Regions from separate parts of the Homo sapiens genome. Here regions 1 and 2 are each linked to region 3. Evidence: chromatin contacts called from ENCODE Hi-C or POLR2A ChIA-PET data. All regions are on one chromosome and are shown on one strand. Each heading gives the region's core, a stretch centred on a gene start or an enhancer-like site at or near the end of the contact. The rest is flanking DNA. Distances are from core to core; before and after follow the strand shown.

Region 1 (3,156 bases), core at 108-2,607, 330 kb before region 3:
CTTTTATCTTTTACGTAGATAAAAGAAATGATAGAATATATCATTATAGCCGTGCACTGTAATCCCAGCACTTTGGGAGGTCACAAAGTGACCTCAGGATCAGCTGAGGTCAGGAGTTTGAGACCAGCCTGGCCAACATGGTGAAACCCCGTCTCTACTAAAAATACAAAAAAAAAAAAAAAAAAAAAAAATTAGCCGGGCATGGTGGCACATGCCTGTAATCCCAGCTACTAAGGAGGCAGGAGAATCGCTTGAACCCGGGAGGGGGAGGTGCAGTGAACTGAGATCGCGCCATTGCACTCCAGCCTGGGTAATAAGAGCGAAACTCCGTCTCGAAAAAAAAAAAAAAAAGAAAAAAAAGAATTTATCATTATGACCCTGGGTTATGGCAGGGCTCTTAACACACCAAAAGCAAAAGTCAGAACGGAACAGATTGATAAATAGTTGCGCATAAACACAAATAACTTCTGTGCCAAAAATAACTAAAGTTAAAGCCCAAAGTAGAAACTAGGAGGAAATGTTTGCAATATGGGTAACTAAGGATTAGAATCAGAATCCATAAAGTACCCCTAGAAATTAATAGTAATAAAAAAGCCATACAACCCATTTTAAAAATGGACAAGGAATATGAGCAAGCAATTCACAGAAGACAAAATTTACAAGACCAATACTTTCACAAAAAACATTCCATTTCCTTAGTAATCAGAGAGCTGCAAGTTAGAACAGTGTGATACTATCCTTTCAGGAAGTGACTAATACTAACTCATCAGCCAGGCCCCTGCTCAGATGTCCCTTCCTCCAGGAAGCCCTTCCGGACTCCGGGGCTGAGTCAGGCGCTCCCCCTGACCCCCATCCCACGGCTCTCCCGGGATCTCCCATCCCAGACCTGCCCATTCTGGGTCAGCACTGGGAACGTGTCTGTGTCCCTTACTGAACCGTAAGCTCCGGGAGGACAACACGGGGCTGTCGTTGGTCACTGCTGTGTCACCAGCACGGACTCGCACAGGACCGGGAAGAGAGGAAGCGCGTGGGGGGAATAGGTGTGGAATAAATGAATGAATGAGGAAACTGAAGCCAAGTCAATGTCTGAGTTGGATTCAAACTTAAGTCTCTCCTTACTGAGAGGAGGGACCAAGTTGGATCTCCTGCGATCTGTTCTCCACTGAGCCCTGCCAGGATTCTGGGCACACAGAAGCGCTCAGTAAGGGCTTTGAAACTTAACAGTTTGGGAGCCAGATCCTCAGGCCACATCTCTCTCCTCCCACGACCTCCGCGGTCCTCCAGAACCATAGAGAGTTGTACAGAGATCGCCCTGCTCTATGCTCTACTCTCCTGGGGAGCGGGGCCAGAGAGGCCGGAAGTGCTGCGAGCCCTGGGCCACGCTGGCCGTGCTGGCAGTGGGCCGCCTCGATCCCTCTGCAGTCTTTCCCTTGAGGCTCCAAGACCAGCAGGTGAGGCCTCGCGGCGCTGAAACCGTGAGGCCCGGACCACAGGTGCGGGAGGCGGAGACTGCGGGTGGAGATTGGCGCCGCGGAAGCCAATCATTGCCGAGTCTGAGAGATGGACAAGGCCAGGCGTGGGGAGGGCGTCCAGATGCTAGCCTCGGGGGCCGGACGAACGGAAGGCGGGGGATGGTGGGGACGGAGCCAATAGAATCCGGTGGGGGCGAGGGGCGGAGCGATGGGACTTGTGGACCTGTAAGGGGCGGGGCGAGCCGAAGGTGGAGGTCAAAGGGGCGTGGCGTTACAGAGCCTCTAGCGCTGGGTGTTGGGGACCTGACGCTATGGAGCTCTCGGAGTTTTGTGGGGGACGGCTGTGAGTGGGGGGTTCCTGCTGCGGGATGAGAACGTAGACGCCAGTGGCTCACTCGCTCCTGGCACCTTCCCTTTCAGGCTCCAGATGGACCCTGGGAAGGACAAAGAGGGGGTGCCCCAGCCCTCAGGGCCGCCAGCAAGGAAGAAATTTGTGATACCCCTCGACGAGGATGAGGTCCCTCCTGGAGTGGTAGGACAAGGAGATGCGGGGCCCCTGGGAGGCTGGGGGCTGTTAGGACGAAGAGGATAGGATGGGGCCTGTGGGACCAGGGTGTGGGTTAGTGGATTTGGGGGCCACGGACGACTTGGGGAAACAGTCCTTGGTCCTCCCCAGGTCCCAGTTTCCCCATCTGTGAAATGGATGGGTGGTTCTAAGAGAGGGCTAAGGCAGAGGCCAGACACTGGCATTCAGCAGGTAGCCCCTGATGTGTTTTACGAGGCCAGCACCCTGATTTTTCAAGACATGAATTTATTGCTCGTGTTTAAGAATCGCCAGGTTTTGCAATCTTAAAAAAATCTACACTTTAGACATATTTTGGTAAATGGAAGGACCTGGCAATATTGAAATCTCCTTCCCAAGGGAAAACAATCGACGGGTGATGAGCATTGGCTATGAAGAAAAGGAAAGTGGGCTAAGGATGTAGGGCATGATGGGGGAGAGGACCTTCCTACTCTATTTATTTATTTATTTATTTATTTTTTTGAGACAGAGTCTCGCTCTTTTGCCCAGGCTGGAGTGCACTGGCACCATCTCGGCTCACTGCAACCTCTGCCTCCTGGGTTCAAGCGATTCTCCTGCCTCAGCCTCCCGAGTAACTGGGATTACAGGAGCGCGCCTGGCTAATTTTTGTATTTTTAGTAGAGACGGGTTTCACCATGTTGGTCAGGCTGGTCTCGAACCTCAAGTGATCCGCCCACCTCGGCCTCCCAAAGTGCTGGGATGTACAGGCATGAGCCACCATGCCTGGCCCCTTCCTACTTTAGATAGGAAGGTCAAGGGAGGGCCTCTCTGAGGAGGTGACATCTTGGTAGAGACGTGAAAGAGGTGAGGGAGTGAGCCATGGCGACATCTGGGGTAGAGGGAACAGCCAGTGCCAAAGCCCTGAGGTCAGAGAGAGCCTGCCGTGTTCAAGGGCAGAACGAAGTCTGGTGGGGCTGGAGTAGAGAAAGCAAGGAGAAGTGGTAGAAGGTGTAGTTTCTGAGGCAAGGAGCAGGGACAGATCTAGAGCCTTGTGGGTGATGGTGACAGCTTTGGCTTTCACTCTGAGGCAGGAGCCACCCACCAGCTCTGAGCAGAGGAGGGACATGAGGACTTAGTTAGGGGACAGACTTCCAGGGGGCG
Region 2 (3,030 bases), core at 125-2,624, 410 kb before region 3:
CCATTAATCCCCTCCGCTGTGAGATTTTAAACCATCTAAATCTCCTTCCTGTCCTTTGACCTGCTCTTTAGGCGGGTCACTAGAAGGAATTACACTTCTGGGTCTCCTGTTTCCTGCACCTACAAAGCGGGGTTTGGGATCTGAATCAGGAAAAAAAAAGAAAAAAGATAATACTGTACCAGTGGCAAACTATTACATAGTACTAATGTGTCACACACTGTTATACATCATCATCTCCAGTTTACATATGGAAGAAGAAACAGAGTCACAGAAGTAACCGGTGTTCCAGGGAAACTAATTCTAGAATCTGTGTTCTCAACACAACACTCAGTCCAAGCTCCTCCCACCTCAGTGGTACAGCCCCCAGCCTCAAAACCTGTAAATACCATACTTGGCCGGGCGCGGTGGCTCACGCCTATAACCCCAGCACTTAGGGAGGCCGAGGCAGGCGGATCGCTTAAGCCCAGGAGTTTGAGACCAGCCTGGGAAACATAGCGAGACCCCGTCTCTACAAAAATTAACATTTAGCCAGGCGCGGTGGAACACACCTGTGATCCCAGCTACTCAGGAGGCTTAGGTGGGAGGATCACCTGAGCCCGGGAGGTCGAGGCTGCAGTGAGCCGTGATCGTATCACTGCACTCCAGCCTGGGCAACAGAGCGAGACCCTGTCTCAAAAAGATATATATATATATATATATATATATATATATATATATATATACATATTTTTTTTTTCTTTACTGTTTTTAGTTCGACCCCTCCCCTCTGGGGCTTCGCTTATTTTCTCTTCCAGGCCCCGCCCATCCAGGATTCAGGCACACAGCTCCAGACCCTTCTAATTTTCGCAGACCTGGAATCGCCTGGAATCCGACCCCACCCAGTTATATTTGAATAATTCCCTGTTGCTTTAGCCCTGCCCACGTTTGAGCTCCTCCGCGTGCCCCAAAAGTTTCTGAATCGTTTCATTCGGCCCCCTTTCTCGCTCCCTCTGCAAATCTAGGCTCGGACCCTACCTCAGAGCATTAGAATCTTTCCACCCCCTCCTCAATGGCACCCCGAGCACCACCCCAACCCACCCAGGGATCCACGCTCTCATCCTCTCTGCCGTGGCTCGTTCACCATCCTCTCCCAAGTCCCTCGCCAGACTCCAGGCCTCCTTCCCTCTTCCCCTAAAGGCTGCGCCCTCTGCGATCTAGGCCCCGCCCTTCAGGCCGCTTTCCCCTCCTTCCTGGCTCCGTAGCCCACCCTCTTGGTTCCGCCCCTTTAGTAAGAAGGCCACGCCCCTCCGCCTGATCCTCGGCGTTTCCCCGCCCCTCACCCTCCCTCTGGTACCGCCCCGCCCGTCTTCTGGCCCCGCCCCCGGCCGCGCGCTGCAGTGCCTTCCCCACCTCGGCCCCGCCCGCCCCCGCCGAGCCGAGCACCAGGGCGGCGGCGGCGGCGGCGGCGGCGGCGGCGGCTGGAGCAGCCCGGGAGGAGGAGGCGGCGAGAATGGCAGCGGCGTCGTGGGCGCGGCGGAGATGAGCGCCCGCGACCCCGGGCCCAGGGCGGCACAGCCGGAGTGGGCGGGGGTCCCGATGCAGGCCCGAGGGGGGCCATGGGGCAGGTCCTGCCGGTCTTCGCCCACTGCAGTGAGTAGAGGAAGACTGGGGCCTGGTGTGGGCCCCAGAGGTTCAGGTGGGGTACTCCCCGGTGTCCCCTCGGCGCTTGCCCGCAGGAGAGCCGGGATGGGGGGAGGAGGCATAGGAGACAAAGGAAGCTCTCCCCTCCCCCGCGCTCTGGCGGCGACGGGGGTAGCCTGACCCGGAGGACCTGGACGAAACAGGGCGGAGGTGAGGGGGCACTGAGACAGCAGGCGGGGGGCGCGCTGCGCTCTGGGACGTACCGCCCGGCCCCGCCCGGGAGCGAGGACGCGCGCGGGGAGCTGTCCCCTGGCTCTGGTGCTGGCCGCAGCTGGCGGGGAGGGGGTTGAACGGAGGGTAGAGCCAGGATGGAAAACAGGGGTCTGGCTCCCAATCACTTGCCTTCGCATCCCATCCCCGTTTTCTGTCCAAGAGGCAGCCCCGACCTCGCCCAAACTGTCCAACCCTGTCCCGGGAAAACAGCCATCCGTGGTTTGGGGGCAAGGACTCATGGGTTCTTAGCGGTCTTTACCACTGGTTAATGGTAATCCTGGGGAAGACCCACACCATTCCAGGCCTCCTATTCCCCAGCTGAGGAAACGAGGTGAGGGCACAGGGCGTCAGATTTCAATTTCCAAACCGCATTGAGCATCATCTATGTGCAAAGCTCTGAACTAGCTCTAAGGGGCTGGATTCCCAGCTGAAAACGCCTAGCCTCACAATCTCTGAGCTCACAGCTATAACAGTCCATGTCTACCGTTCTCTGTCCCACACATGGGGGTTCTGACAGCTGGGGATTTCAACACCCTTAGATCTAGCCATTTCCATGTCTCGCGTGTCCAGATGCCAAAATTCTAAGAATTGGTGATTTCAGCATTTTCGAGTATCATCCCAACATTCTATGATCTTGTCGTTAACTTCAGATTACAAAGGGAGGACCACCTCGTCTGTCTCTCCCCACCGCCCTTACCTCTCTGTTCTCACCTCCCACTCCTCTCCTCCTCAGTCACTCTTCTCCAGTCATATCTTCGCACCTCTCAGTTCCTCAGATGCCAAGCATGGTGCCTGGCTCAGGGCCTTTGCACTGGCTTTCTTCTCTACCTGGAAGACGTCCCTGAACATCTGCATGGCTTCCTCACTTCCTTCAGATCTCTGCTCAAACGTCATCTTATCAGAGAAGCCTTCTTGACCACCCTATGAGAAACAGCACCCCTTCACTTTCTCTTCCCCTACCCTTCTTTACTTTGCTCCCTATGCTCATCTGCACCCGACGTCATATATTCACTTGTTTATTGTTTGTCTATCCCAAAGAGTGTCAGCTCTAGGAGGGCAGGGATTTTGTCTGTTTTCTTCACAGCTGTATCCCCAGGACCTAGAACAGTGCCTGGCACATAGTAGGTGCTCAATAAG
Region 3 (3,168 bases), core at 592-3,091:
ACAGAGCAAGACTCCGTTCCCCCCCCCCCAAAAAAAACAAAGGAAATAAATGAAAACATTGAGGCTAGACTAACTGATGAAGAGTGGTAACGGCATGAAGAAGTCGAAAAGAAAGGCGGATAGGAGCTGCATTCAATATATGAGTGCAGTTGATGGATGCTGACAGGGATACTCTGGAGACGAAGTCTCGGCCCCTTCGCTAGTCTCTAGTCCTCCATTTGCTCGCTGCAGTTACATCAACAGCTCTCTGTATCGGGGTAGAGTTGCATAAAATACAACTTAAATTACAATGCTAAAATAAATATGAGCCCATGAGCGGTATCATAGGCCTGATTTTAAAAAACAAAACCTAGGAGAAGGTAGAAATTCCAAAGGCGAGAGACGAATCTGCCAACCTAAATCCTGGGTGACAAGGCTGGTGGATCACCGAGGCAAGAAAGAACCAGCGTGAGCTCAAGCCACACCCCTAGGCTCAGACCCAACGCTTGACATTCGCCGCCGCACTTTCGCCACGCTTGCCGAAGCGCACCCGGCTAACTAGAGGAGGCGGGGCTGAAACCATAAAAGGGAACTGGGGCGGAGCGAGCTGCGTCGTCGCCAAGGCAACTCGAGAGCTAAGTCCGGGCCTCGGCGGAGCCGGCGCTGCGAATGGACTGATGGCCGCTGAGGCTGCTCCTGGCGCGGTTCATCATCGGCCGCCGCACTTTCGCGACTGAGACGAAACGACACTCACCTTTACTTAATGGAAGGCTTCGCTTACATCCTGAACTTAAAGGAACTACAGAAAGGGACAGAAACTGCTTTCTTTTTAAACAATGCGCTGAAAGGTTACTAGTGATAGGAGGCTTAGTGAAGCGCGTGATGTGAACGGCCACGCTGCAAGGCTGGAGAGAAAAGAGGAGGGAGTGAAGTTGCACCCTGATCGCGAATCCTCGGCCTTTTATCAGGGGCGCCGCCACTCGGGGTCCGACCATTCGCCTCCAACGAGGGGACAGCGAATCTGCTGTCGTGTGCAGTCCACAGCAACCACAGGTGGGGCAACAGGAGGAGCGCTTGGGCACGACCACGTGACCCAGCACGAGCCACCGCCCGCCCCAAAATGAAATCAAATCCTAATCTCCCAATCCCGGCATGCCGGTCACTCCAGCCTTTCCAGGAGACTTGCGGCCGTGCAGCCCCTACACCTTTATCTGGACTCCTGTCGTACTTGGCCCAGCTCCACTGGATTCAGCCCTTGGATAACCACCCTACCAGCCCCTAAAGATGACTCCATCCCCGTCGGTATAGTTAATTAAAGAAAAACAGGAGTCGAATTTTCCTGGGGTAACTGGTTCTTTAGCAGGAGGGGAGCACTGGGGAGTATCTTCAGGGTGGCTGGACTTTGCAGCCTCTTTAATAACTTCCCCCTGTGCAGGTTGTATCCTTTATCACCCCACCCCGATGCCCCGGTCTTCAGGAAATGGCAGCAGGCCCATATTTCTGTAGGGTTCAGAGTTCTGTGAGGTAGAGCATTCCTTCCAATGGGATCTTAGAATTCCTAGAGTTGCAGAATTTTACTGACTAGACCCAGGAGGTCTCAGGAGTCCAGACTTGCTTAAAGCTTGGCTCAAAATTCCAAGGGAGCTCATAACTCCATGGGGCCCAGAGTTCCTGGCTCGGGAACATTGGGAGGCCTGGGATACAGTGCCTTAGCCTCAAGCAGAAAAGTGAACACAATATCTTTATGGCTTGAAGGTATATGAAATAATGTCACTACATCGGAGCAGCGCCTCTGCTTGCACACCTATGGGAGTCTGCAGCTGTGACACGTAGAAGTTGGCCACATCCAGGTCGGTGGCTCCAAAGTGGGCGGCCACACGCACACCCTCGTGCAACGTGAAGCTCACCTGATGACCCACCATGGCCAGCAGGCTGCGGAGGTAACGCTCCCGAAGGGCGGCTCGTGCCCGCTGCTCCTGGGATTCCAGGGATTCTTGAGCTATGGGACACTCCTGGATTTCAGGAACCTCTGGCCTCAAGGGGGCTCTGCGTCCATCAGGGGCAAAGCCACGGCTGAAGCCATCAGGGCCCCGGGGCAGCCGGAGCACAGGCACGGGAATGTTCACTGGAGTTTGCATTGTCTTGGCTGTTGAGTGAAGAAAAAGAGCAGGAAGTCATTACATGGTAAGCATGGGGCTAATGGAGGAGGGAGGAGTGGAAGCAGAGGCTGGTCTACCAGGCAGCTCCACTGCACCTGCCCCAGACTGATCCACCCTCCTAAAATCTGTGCCATCGTCCCCCAATGGCTTGGATCAGAAACAAAAGTGTCACATGCACAAAAACATGAGCCCCGTGAAGGCAAGGACCTTTGTCTGCTTTTATAATGTTTTTATCTCAACTTATAGGCAATAAATATTTGCCAAAAGATGAACCTGGCCAGGCATGGTGGCTCATGCCTGTAATCCCAGCCCTTTGGGAGGCCAAGGCAGGAGGATCACTTTGAAGCTGGGAGTTTGAGACCAGCCTGGGCAATATAGCGAGACCCCATTTCTAAAAATATATATATATATTTTACATTAGCTGGGCTACTCAGGAGGCTGAGGGAGAAGGATTAGTTGAGCCCAGGAGATGGAGGCTGCAGTGAGCTGTAATTGTGCAACTGCACTCCAGCTTGGGTGACAGAGTGAGACACTGTCTCTAAAAAAAAGAATAAACCCCAGCTTTCTCTCACACACAACCCACCCAATCCATCAGGAAATTCTATCTTCTAGATAGATTCCCACTCACACATGAGCTAGCTTGAAAGGGCTCCCAGTGGCCAAATCTGGAATTATTTGAACAATACAATAATGATAGTTACAGATTATAACCCACTGGATAAAACAGAAATCCAGAATCCATACCAATAATAAATAAATGAATAAATAAGGAAGAGAAGGAAAATATAATCCTTACTGTAGACTGGCAAGTAAATAAATATAAAAGGAATAGATGCAAAAATGTGTGGATAGGGCCGGGTGCGGTGGCTCACACCTGTAATCCCAACACTTTGGGAGGCCAAGGTGGGCGAATCACTTGAGGTCAGGAATTCGAGACCAGCCTGGTCAACATGGCGAAACCCCGCCTCTACCAAAAATACAAAAATTAGCCGGGTGTGGTGTCATGCGCCTGTAGTCCCAGCTACTCGGG

The links. Hi-C counts contacts between places; a loop is a spot of excess contacts on that map. ChIA-PET counts read pairs that join two places held with the same protein, here RNA polymerase II (POLR2A). Pooled maps may share reads with other maps.
Region 1: a map with no recorded cell type shows a loop between it and region 3 (13-fold over the local background). The contact joins the promoter of ERCC1 here to the promoter of GEMIN7-AS1 in region 3. A Hi-C loop is called at or near these places in 2 of 37 single-sample maps with no recorded cell type and 6 of 50 pooled maps. POLR2A ChIA-PET finds 5 or more read pairs at or near these places in 1 of 52 experiments (activated CD8-positive, alpha-beta memory T cell).
Region 2: a loop to region 3 is called in a pooled map, with 6 times the contacts of the local background. The contact joins the promoter of RTN2 here to the promoter of GEMIN7-AS1 in region 3. A Hi-C loop is called at or near these places in 1 of 168 maps with a recorded cell type or tissue (GM12878), 5 of 37 single-sample maps with no recorded cell type and 11 of 50 pooled maps. POLR2A ChIA-PET finds 5 or more read pairs at or near these places in 3 of 52 experiments (HEK293T, activated T-cell and naive thymus-derived CD4-positive, alpha-beta T cell).

Annotation. Positions count from the first base shown.
Region 1 is chr19:45,422,118-45,425,273 of GRCh38, reverse strand. It overlaps ERCC1 (ERCC excision repair 1, endonuclease non-catalytic subunit), which reads left to right and starts at 1,357. Exons shown (of 10, transcript NM_001983.4): 1 at 1,357-1,493; 2 at 1,893-2,004. The coding sequence starts at 1,900. RefSeq lists enhancers at 629-923, 1,172-1,221, 1,282-1,371.
Region 2 is chr19:45,495,391-45,498,420 of GRCh38, reverse strand. RTN2 (reticulon 2) reads left to right here and starts at 1,374. Exons shown (of 11, transcript NM_005619.5): 1 at 1,374-1,629. The coding sequence starts at 1,596. RefSeq lists a silencer at 1,166-1,475.
Region 3 is chr19:45,089,064-45,092,231 of GRCh38, reverse strand. GEMIN7-AS1 (GEMIN7 antisense RNA 1) reads left to right here and starts at 1,841. Exons shown (of 2, transcript NR_134887.1): 1 at 1,841-2,163. GEMIN7 (gem nuclear organelle associated protein 7) reads right to left here. Exons shown (of 3, transcript NM_024707.3): 3 at 714-2,125. The coding sequence starts at 2,117. The coding sequence ends at 1,722. RefSeq lists silencers at 498-682, 2,383-2,556 and enhancers at 791-840, 451-1,445, 1,446-2,441.